2 separate regions of the Homo sapiens genome follow, and region 1 is linked to region 2. The links are chromatin loops, found by intact Hi-C in ENCODE. Cell type or tissue: ascending aorta. All regions are shown on one strand. Each heading gives the region's core, and the rest is flanking DNA. Links, peaks and the distances in the headings are about the cores only.

Region 1 (4,401 bases), core at 314-4,313, 68 kb after region 2:
TAATTTAAAACACACAGCAAAAGCATGGCATGCCTTACGTTCTCTGGGCTGCATATCTCTAAGCCCGCGTGATGGCTTTGTCGAGAGCACTCTATTAAAAGCAACACTCTCCATTCACCAGGACTGTTGCATAGATTACATAGGACCTCTTTTGTTCATTAGGTAACTGTCTAGCATGGAGACGCAATTGTTTCCTGTCATGTTTTCTTCAGAACCTAAACTTTCGAGGCATTCGGGCCTTGAGCAAGCGCCTGAGCTCATCTCAGGGTGAGGTATTTCGTGTACTGACCCAGCAAAATATTTTATAATCCATTTCCTAATCCAGGAAAAGCTGAGTCTTACCCTTGCATAAACCCAAAATTTGCCCTGAAAAACAAATGTGATTAAATAAAACAATTGGAAAAAGATTTGCTTTGTTCTGCTGCTAAGATTCAACATTTGCCCAATAGCCACAGCCAGCCTAGCCATCAGGAATCGTGGCCAAGGTATGCAGGCAGCCAAGCTCATTCCTTCACACCTGACACAGACACCAGACTTTTCTGCATCTCTTCCTGGCCCTTTAGGAGAAGCAGAGACTACTATTGGTTCCTTTACTATCAAAGACAGACACCAAAAGCTCCTCAAATCTCCAGAGAATGTGAAGTTTATCATTTCTAAGTATACTGGACAAACTCTTTTTTTTTCTGATTTAACTAGTAATATGTCATCTGGAAAAGCTATTTTGTCATAAATTAGAAAGAGCATCAAGAAGAAATAAAAATTATTTTGCTCCAACATGTACATGGAGAAAAGGTAAGTGGAAGAGCAGAGGGGAGGGGAAGGGAGGCCATTAGCAAAGGCCACCACTAGCTAAGGTTTGTGCTGGAAACTTCTTTAAGCAGATGTTGATTTCACATGCTGCATTTGATACACGTGTCTCCTGATAAAAGCAAAGGGAATGAAATTACAAAGTCCAACACTGTCATCACCACAAAGCAATATGCAAATTATGGTCTTAAAATAAGTGTCTGAGAGACCTGGGTAGTTTCATCCATACAAAGGCAATTTCTTTGTCATCCTCTTACTGATTAACTACACTAATCTCCGGTGAAGCGAGCTTGGGATTCCTACAAAGTACAATGTTGTGATCCATGACATTTAAGACATGGAAGGGGCCTCTCCAGAAATGAGCCACTGGGCTGAGCCTGGGCAGAAAATAGACTGCAATGAGTCACACAATGTAAGACGGCACAAAAGATGATTCACCATGTCTAAAGGAAAATAAATAGGAGTGAATGGCTAGTGTACTCAGGGAAACTCAGTCCCAATGGGCAGAGTTTATTGGTCTGCATCACTCTGAGTTCCGTCATGGAGCTGTTGGGATGAGGTGATGGTGCTGGAAATGCTGAAACGGTGAGGGGGTGAGGAAGCAGCTCCTTTTGGGGCAGTAGCAGTGCAGTAGCTGCTTGTTTCCAGTTAAGGATCTCTGTGGCAGGGGGATACATCCGCACTGGATGCTCTGAAGTGTATGATGTGAAATGATTTATCCAGAAGGCTGCACAGCTGGCATCAGATAAAACATTTGGAACCACTTTAGCTGTGCATTACCTAGAGGCAGCATTCTCTTCCTCGATGCTGAATTTAAACCATTCCTGTCATTTCAGACTCTCTAATGAAATCTGTTTCTCACAGGATGTCTCTGTCTTGGAAATGGCATGTGGTCTCCTTGCAAAATGAAAAGGAATTTAAAGCATATAAATCACCTGTTTTTCTTCCTCTCTCACCCTACACACACACACACACACACACACACATACACACAGACACACACACACACACACCCTTTCTGTTAAAAAAATTTCAGAACAGAAGAAGAAAAGCATGGAAGTGATAAAGGTATGCTTCTCAGAACAGGGAATGGTGAGGGAGGAGTGGCTACTGCCTGTCAATAGCTCACAAGCAGCAATGCTGACTGCCAAATGACTCATGCAAAAGTCCCAGAGGGATCGGTTCCCTCAGTCGCCCTTTAGGAGAGAGAGACAGAAAACGTGATATAAATGTTCCCACAGAATCACGGCTTTGTCAGATCCAAGGCTTATGCTGCTGCTCACTATGCTGGAGTGTAAATAAGTTGATGTGCCCTATCGTAGCTAAAAACCTAACAGAAAACATTCAAAACACTCACATACATACTTGTACACAATTCAAGCTCCAATGCGAAAGTATAAATAGTCTGAGTCTCTCCTGTTCTATGCTTGAATATTAAAGTAAGTTTTAAAGCCTTCCAATATTACTTGATGCAATTTAAAAGCTAAATCTATATTGTGATATTACTATCTTTATCTCAACTATAATTCCAAAACCACTTCAAGAAACTAAAAATCAAGTTTAAGCAGAACCCAGGAAGGGCTGCAGTTTGAAGTCTAAACACAAATGCTCTTTACTATTGGTAAATAGGGGCCTTACTTCCATTGATTATAAGCCACAGTTACAAGAACACCACATCTTTAACTTTTCCCATATACCTTGGTTTTCCATGGTGATGATGCTACTGCTTACCATAGTTCTTCACCTCGCCTGGAATTAGCCAAAGAATTGGATGCTATTTTCAAGGGTGCTAGAAAAGACACCTAGGGCTCGGCCCAATTTGTAACAGTACAACAAATGGTTAGTGAGCCTTGTTTGTCTGAGTACCCTCCTTCCTCCACACAATGTGGCTCAGAAACAGCAGCTAAGTAGAGGCTTCTGTGCCCCTCTCTTAAGGTGAACAGACAGGGAGGACACCAGGAGCCCTTATCAATGATGGTTCAGTGAGAAATGGGAAGAGTTTTGTTGTTTTTTGTTTAAAGAAGCAGACCCTCTGAATACTTTCCTAGAGAGCCCAAACCATTCAGGTTGCTTGATCTCTTGAGTTGCCAGGGTTTTCTATCCAGGCCTTTGGCCAAAACTGCTGTGGTCACCATGCATTGTGAGATTACAGTGCTCAAATAGTTAATGTGGCTGAAAGCTTCCACTGGACATTTTATGGGAGGTGACACAAAGCCACTGGGGAAGAAACTGGTTCTTCATAGGAAGTCCTAAAGCCCTACACCATAAATCACTTCAGGTGTCAAAACATCTTCTTAAGCCACATCATCAATGTTTCTGGCTTTCATTAACACAAGCAAAACCACCTGCAGTCCTCACTACCAAAACTAAGAGCTTTAGTCTTCCTGAGGTTCTACCATGTTTCTTATCCATATTAATTATTGCAGAAACACCTAAACCCTTCACTCATTGCTTAGTGTCAGGCTTGCCATCTAAAGTATGTTTTCAGAAATGTCAAGCAGTTTTTGGCCACCGAGTGTATGTCAGTGTATTCTGGCGGATACAAATTATTGTTTTGCGTTACTTACCATATTATCTTGCAATAAAAGACCTGCAAACTCATCACAAGATCAACTGCAAAGTCATCTACAGAATGTAACCATATCTATAATGACAAAGAAAACATTGTTATATTACCAAGTCAAAATATCCTACACTGGCGCTATCCTACACATTGTACGGCCAATTATAAATATCTTTCTGGTGGTTTTAGCCCAAGTAAAAGTTACCCCAGTGAAGGTGTGTTAATGAAGTCCACTCCACTCCCTGCCTGGTTACTAAAACCTTTACTCAATGCTCAGAACAAAGTCTGATTAATTCTTCACTGACTTTCAGAATACAAACAGTATCCGTATTTTCTCTTCCATTAAAACAAGCAGTGATTAGCAGACCCTGGCAATACATACTCAGTCATTCAAATCTCTTTAGAAGGTACTGAAAGATACTTTGTAGGCAAGAGTCATGAAACCAAGATTTCAGGGTCAAGTACAAAACAGGCACAACTCTTAAGTATATTCCTTTTCTAATAAAAAGTATTTTCAGATCTCTTATATTAAAATAGAAAATAGTTTTGGTTGTTCTGACAGCAGTTTATCATACTGGCTCCGTCCTGAGCTTTCTAGTGCTAGGGTCTGGCCATGTCTGTGCTTTCCGCAAGGAGTCACAGTAACTTAATATTCTTCTACAATGTTTGAAGGGGACCGTTAGCTATATATGGCCTGGGCCCAGATCTGTGTCTTCCTTTCCTAGGCTTATTTTCAAATAGAAAATAAAAATAAGTCCCACTTATGTCAAAGAGTTTCAAAGAGCTTTGTATTTAAAAAAAAAAACACAACTAATTTTGATGGCAACTCACTGAAATAAGGAAAAGGTGTTAACAAGATTCTTATTGGAAGATTGCAATACTAGGCAGGGAAGGCCATGGTATGCTGACAAGCATATTGCAGTACAGTTGAACAATAATTTGATAAATATCATAAGTCAAAAATGTATTTAATACACCTAACCTACTGAACACCCTAACTTAACCTAGCATACCTTAAAGGTGTTCAGAAA
Region 2 (4,401 bases), core at 262-4,261:
GGGAATTTGAATTGTAAGTAGGAGAAATAACAATGGCCCACAGGCCAAAGAAGGAAATGGTAAAATTCCTAAATGACTACAGTTGAAAGATCAAGAACAGTGTAAAATATTTGTGTTTTTCCAGTTTTCTGTGTGCTGATGCACAAGATGCATCTCTGCACCATGAAGTATTCCTGATGAATTGATATGAAGTAGCACCACGCCACTCTGGCAACATTACATATCTATTAAGTGCTATTGCTAAACCATAAACACTGCACATGCAGTAGCGTTTGGGAGTTTAGAGCTTGGTTCTCCTGCCAGCCAGACTGCACTTAAACACAAGCTCTTCTCTCTCCACATCACCCTGGAAAGTGATTTAAACACTGTGAGCCTCAGTTTCCTCATCTAGGAAATAGAAATAATAACAGTACTTTCTTCAAAAAGTTGTGTGGATTAGCTAAAGTAGTATATTTAAAGTATCTGGAATAGCACCTGGTATGAAGCACACAATATATGCTAGCTATTATTATCACTATCATTATACCAGTAATAGCTATGTTACTTTCAGGTGTAAATAGGAATTTTTTATACTTTAAAATAGATTTTCTTAAGTTCAATGGGAAATTAATCATCCAGATAAATATATGACATAGAAAATTATCACGAAAATAATCAGATATTTTACTTTCCTTTTTATTCCACAATTCAAATATATACATTCTATATTGGTCAATTATGTATGTATTTATTATAAAAATATAACAAAGTAGATAGTATATTTGTATGATTTAATTATATGTATAGTTTTGATTTTATATTGTGAGCCTATAGATCCTAGTGGAGTTGACTGAAAAGGAGACATGTAAATTGGCTGAGAAATGGCAATAAACAGACAGTTGCAGAGCTGAGGTTAAGAATAGCTCCATTTGGCCAGGCACGGTGGCTTATGCCTATAATCTCAGCACTTTGGGAGGTCGAGGCAGGTGGATCACCTAAGGTCAGGAGTTTGAGAACAACCTGGACAACATGGTGAAACCTCGTCTCTACTAAAAAAAAAAAAAAAAAAAAATTAGCTGGGCATGGTGGCACATGCCTGTAATCCCAGCTACTCGGGAGAGTGAGACTCCATCTCCAAAAAAAAAAAAAAAAAAAAAAAAAAAGAATAGCTCCAGCTTTTTGCCATTCTATTTAAAAAAAGGAACAAAACAAAGTTAGTGGGATCTGTTATTTTGCCTGGCAAGCATTAGACAATTACATGGGTGAATGAATGAGTGAATGAATGAATAAAATTAGTTGTCCCAGTTTGTTTTCAGGCTTTCCTACTGATATTATTTCCCTCCATTCCATTCTTTAATTTTCCTTCTCAAATATCGGCTTACATATTATCTTAAGGAAACTAACACAGGAACAGAAAATCAAATACTGCATGTTCTCACTTATAAGTGGGAGCTAAATATTGAGCACACATGGACACAAAGAAGGGAGCAACAGACACCAGGGCATACTTGAGGGTGGAGGTGGGGAGGAGGGAGAAGATCAAAAAACTACCTCTCAGGTACTACACACTTACTACCTGGATGACAAAATAATCTGTACACCAAACCCCCGTGACATGCAATTTACCTGTATAATGAACCTGCATATGTATGCCTGAACCTAAAATAAAAGTTTTTAAAAAGGTTCACATGTGAAAAGCAAAAGCTTTTGAATTGATCACAAAACAAATAATATAAGAAAAAATATATGTTCACTTGTTTCATAAAATAACCCTCGCTTTCCTCAAACTCTTATTTTTTCCATCCCATCCAATATGCTTGGCATAATTCTCTCCCATGCCTCTTTTTTCCCCAATGATTACCTCAATTCTCTCACAAAACTTAAGTTTAAAGTGTTTTCCTACCTACCATAATCATAATCAGTACACAATTCCCACCCTGGAATAAAGGATGAAATAAATGTGAGAAAACATCATGCAGTGATCACTCTGTTCATCTGTTTTCTTAGGATTTAGGCTCCAGCAGCTCTGAGACCAGGTCTTCTGAAATTGTGAATGCTCAATAAACATGATTTGGAACAGTCTTGCTTTGAGGACTACAGCGCTCTGTGTGACTATCCTTACTCCAGGTTACCACTGCCTGGATGAGGCTTACTCCTCTTTATATTTCCACTTGTTTCTGTTTTTCTGTTTTCTTACAGACTACAGTCAGGGCCAGAAATATCCTCAGTCTACCCTTTACTCAGCTAAGGGTGTCTCCTCCCTTCTTCATTTTGCTTGCTATTAAACAGAGCTTTTTATAGTGCCCAGAGGGTGTCAGCCTTCTCAGATGAATTACTTTTCCTGAAAAAGAAAAAAGAGGAAATAAAATAATAAAATGATTCATGATCTTGACCCTTGGGACTGGAAAGTAATGTCTCACTGAGTGAAAAGGCAGCACAAAACTCTAGAGAAACTGCAGTTTATATTTCAGTTCATACCTGTTAACTTTCCAGCAGTTGGTGGAAATTATTGCAAAGGAACAAGAAAGAATTTGGCCATGGTGTATGGAAATAACAATAAAAAACTATAAATAAAAACGTAAGGAAAGCAATCATTGCTAGTCCAGCTACTGTTAGCATTCAGTTATTGGTTCATTTATTCATTCAGGATATAATAATCTCTCAGAAAAGTTTATTCCAAAACATCACTCCTAATAACTCCCTTGTCATCTTATTTATGTGAAGTGGACTTATTAATCCTAGCACTAAAAGACAAAAATGTGAAAGTAAAAATAGAGTAAACCAGAGTGTAAGAACGAGGTCAAATTATTTTACCAATTTGAATATAAAAATTATTCAAGATTGGTCAGGGGCTGTGGCTCATGCCTGTAATCCCAGCACTTTGGGAGGCTGAGGTGGGTGGATCGTTTGCAGTTCCTAGGATGGGAGTTCGAGACCAGCCTGAGCAACATGGCAAACCCCATCTCCACTAAAAATACAAAAATTATCCGGGCGTGGTGGCACGTGCCTGTAGTCCCAGCTATGGGACGCTGAGGCATGAGAATCACTGGAACCCAGGAGGTGGGTGTTGCAGTGAGCAGAGATTGCACCACTGCACTCCAGCCTTGGCGACAGAATAAGACTCTGTCTCAAAAATAAATAATTTTTAAATATATATATATATATATATATGTTAAAGATTAATTGAATAAGAAATGGGAAAAATTGAAAAGACTAAGTCGAGTCACTCCTTTTTTTTAATTTTAAGTATGTCACACTATTTCAATTAAAAAATTGTACTTATTTTAAATATAGCTTACCTTTATATTGTATGTTTAGAATTTTACCCCTTTGTTCATTTACAAATAAACATTTATTAAATATCCACTCTGGACTAGGCAATGAAGTAAATAAAACAATTTCTCACCGCAATGAGCTCATATTTTAGAAGAGAAACAAGTAAACAAAAATATAATAAAATATGTAAAGCATAATAATAAAGACTTCACAAGATCAGAGATGGCTCAACAAAGGATAGGATAACTCTCAGGGGAGTTAATGGACAAAAATGAATAGAACGTATCAGTCAGCCTTGGTAGTGAAGAAAATTCTGGGAAGGAAATGAACCATATGCATAAAGCCATGGACACATGAGCTAACATGAAGTATCCTAAGAACTGCAAGCCATGTGAAATAGTTGGAGCATGTGGGAAGGAGGTAGATGATGAGGTTGCAGAGCATGCCAGGGCCATGGTCACAAACAGTTCAAATGCACTGTTAGGAAACAGCCAGCTCCATGGGCATGGGACTTATGCAACTGCACAGGGCCCCACATTTAGAAGCACTCTATACTTAGTTTACTGCTCTGCTATTACTATCTTGAAGGTTTTACTTTTTGAACAAGAGGCCCTGCACTTTTATTTTGTACTGGGTCCCACAATCTATGGCCCTCCTCATGTTAAAGATTTTTATTTTATTTTATTTTATTTTATTTTATTTTATTTTATTTATTTTATTTTATTTTATTTTATTTTAATTTTTTTTTGAGACAGAGTCTTACTCTGTCACCCAGGCTGAAGTGCAGTGGTGCGATCTCTGGTGGAGATCGCTGCAACCTCCACCTCCCAGGTTCAAGCGATTCCTATGCCTCACCCTCCCAAGTAGCTGGGACTACAGGTGTGTGCCAGCATACCTGGATAATTTTTGTATTTTTAGTAGAGATGGGGTTTTGCTGTGTTATTCAGGCTGGTCTTGAACTCCTGACCTCAAGTGATCCACTTGCCTTGGCCTCCCAAAGTGCTGGGATTACAGGCATGAGCCACCATGCCCAGCCAAAGATTTTAAATAGTAAGTATTTCCGGAAAAAAAAATGAACAACAAAACCTAATCCTCCTTAGACTATTTGTGACTGTTTGACTTTAACCAGTGTCAATCACTACAGAT

Evidence for each region. A loop is a pair of places that touch in the nucleus more often than their neighbours do. Peaks named below come from ENCODE experiments on the same cell type or tissue, not always from the same donor. Only the 100,000 strongest peaks of a DNase experiment are listed, where the experiment ranks them.
Region 1: it touches region 2 in a loop (2.2-fold over the local background); 2 of 110 quality-filtered maps call a loop at or near these places.

Annotation. Positions count from the first base shown.
Region 1 is chr6:82,143,167-82,147,567 of GRCh38, forward strand. No RefSeq gene overlaps it. Among named protein-coding and RNA genes, the nearest start is that of LINC02542, 44 kb to the left of the region's middle. RefSeq lists an enhancer at 1,020-2,219. In ascending aorta, for the core only: no CTCF peak of the experiment used is centred there; DNase peaks (open chromatin) are centred at 1,295 and 1,965; H3K4me3 peaks cover 959 bases; H3K27ac peaks cover 2,144 bases.
Region 2 is chr6:82,074,749-82,079,149 of GRCh38, forward strand. The region is part of intron 1 of LINC02542 (long intergenic non-protein coding RNA 2542); the gene reads right to left. The region is part of intron 3 of LOC107986617 (a long non-coding RNA gene); the gene reads left to right. Among named protein-coding and RNA genes, the nearest start is that of LINC02542, 25 kb to the right of the region's middle. In ascending aorta, for the core only: a CTCF peak has its summit at 2,251; no DNase peak of the experiment used is centred there; H3K27ac peaks cover 1,015 bases.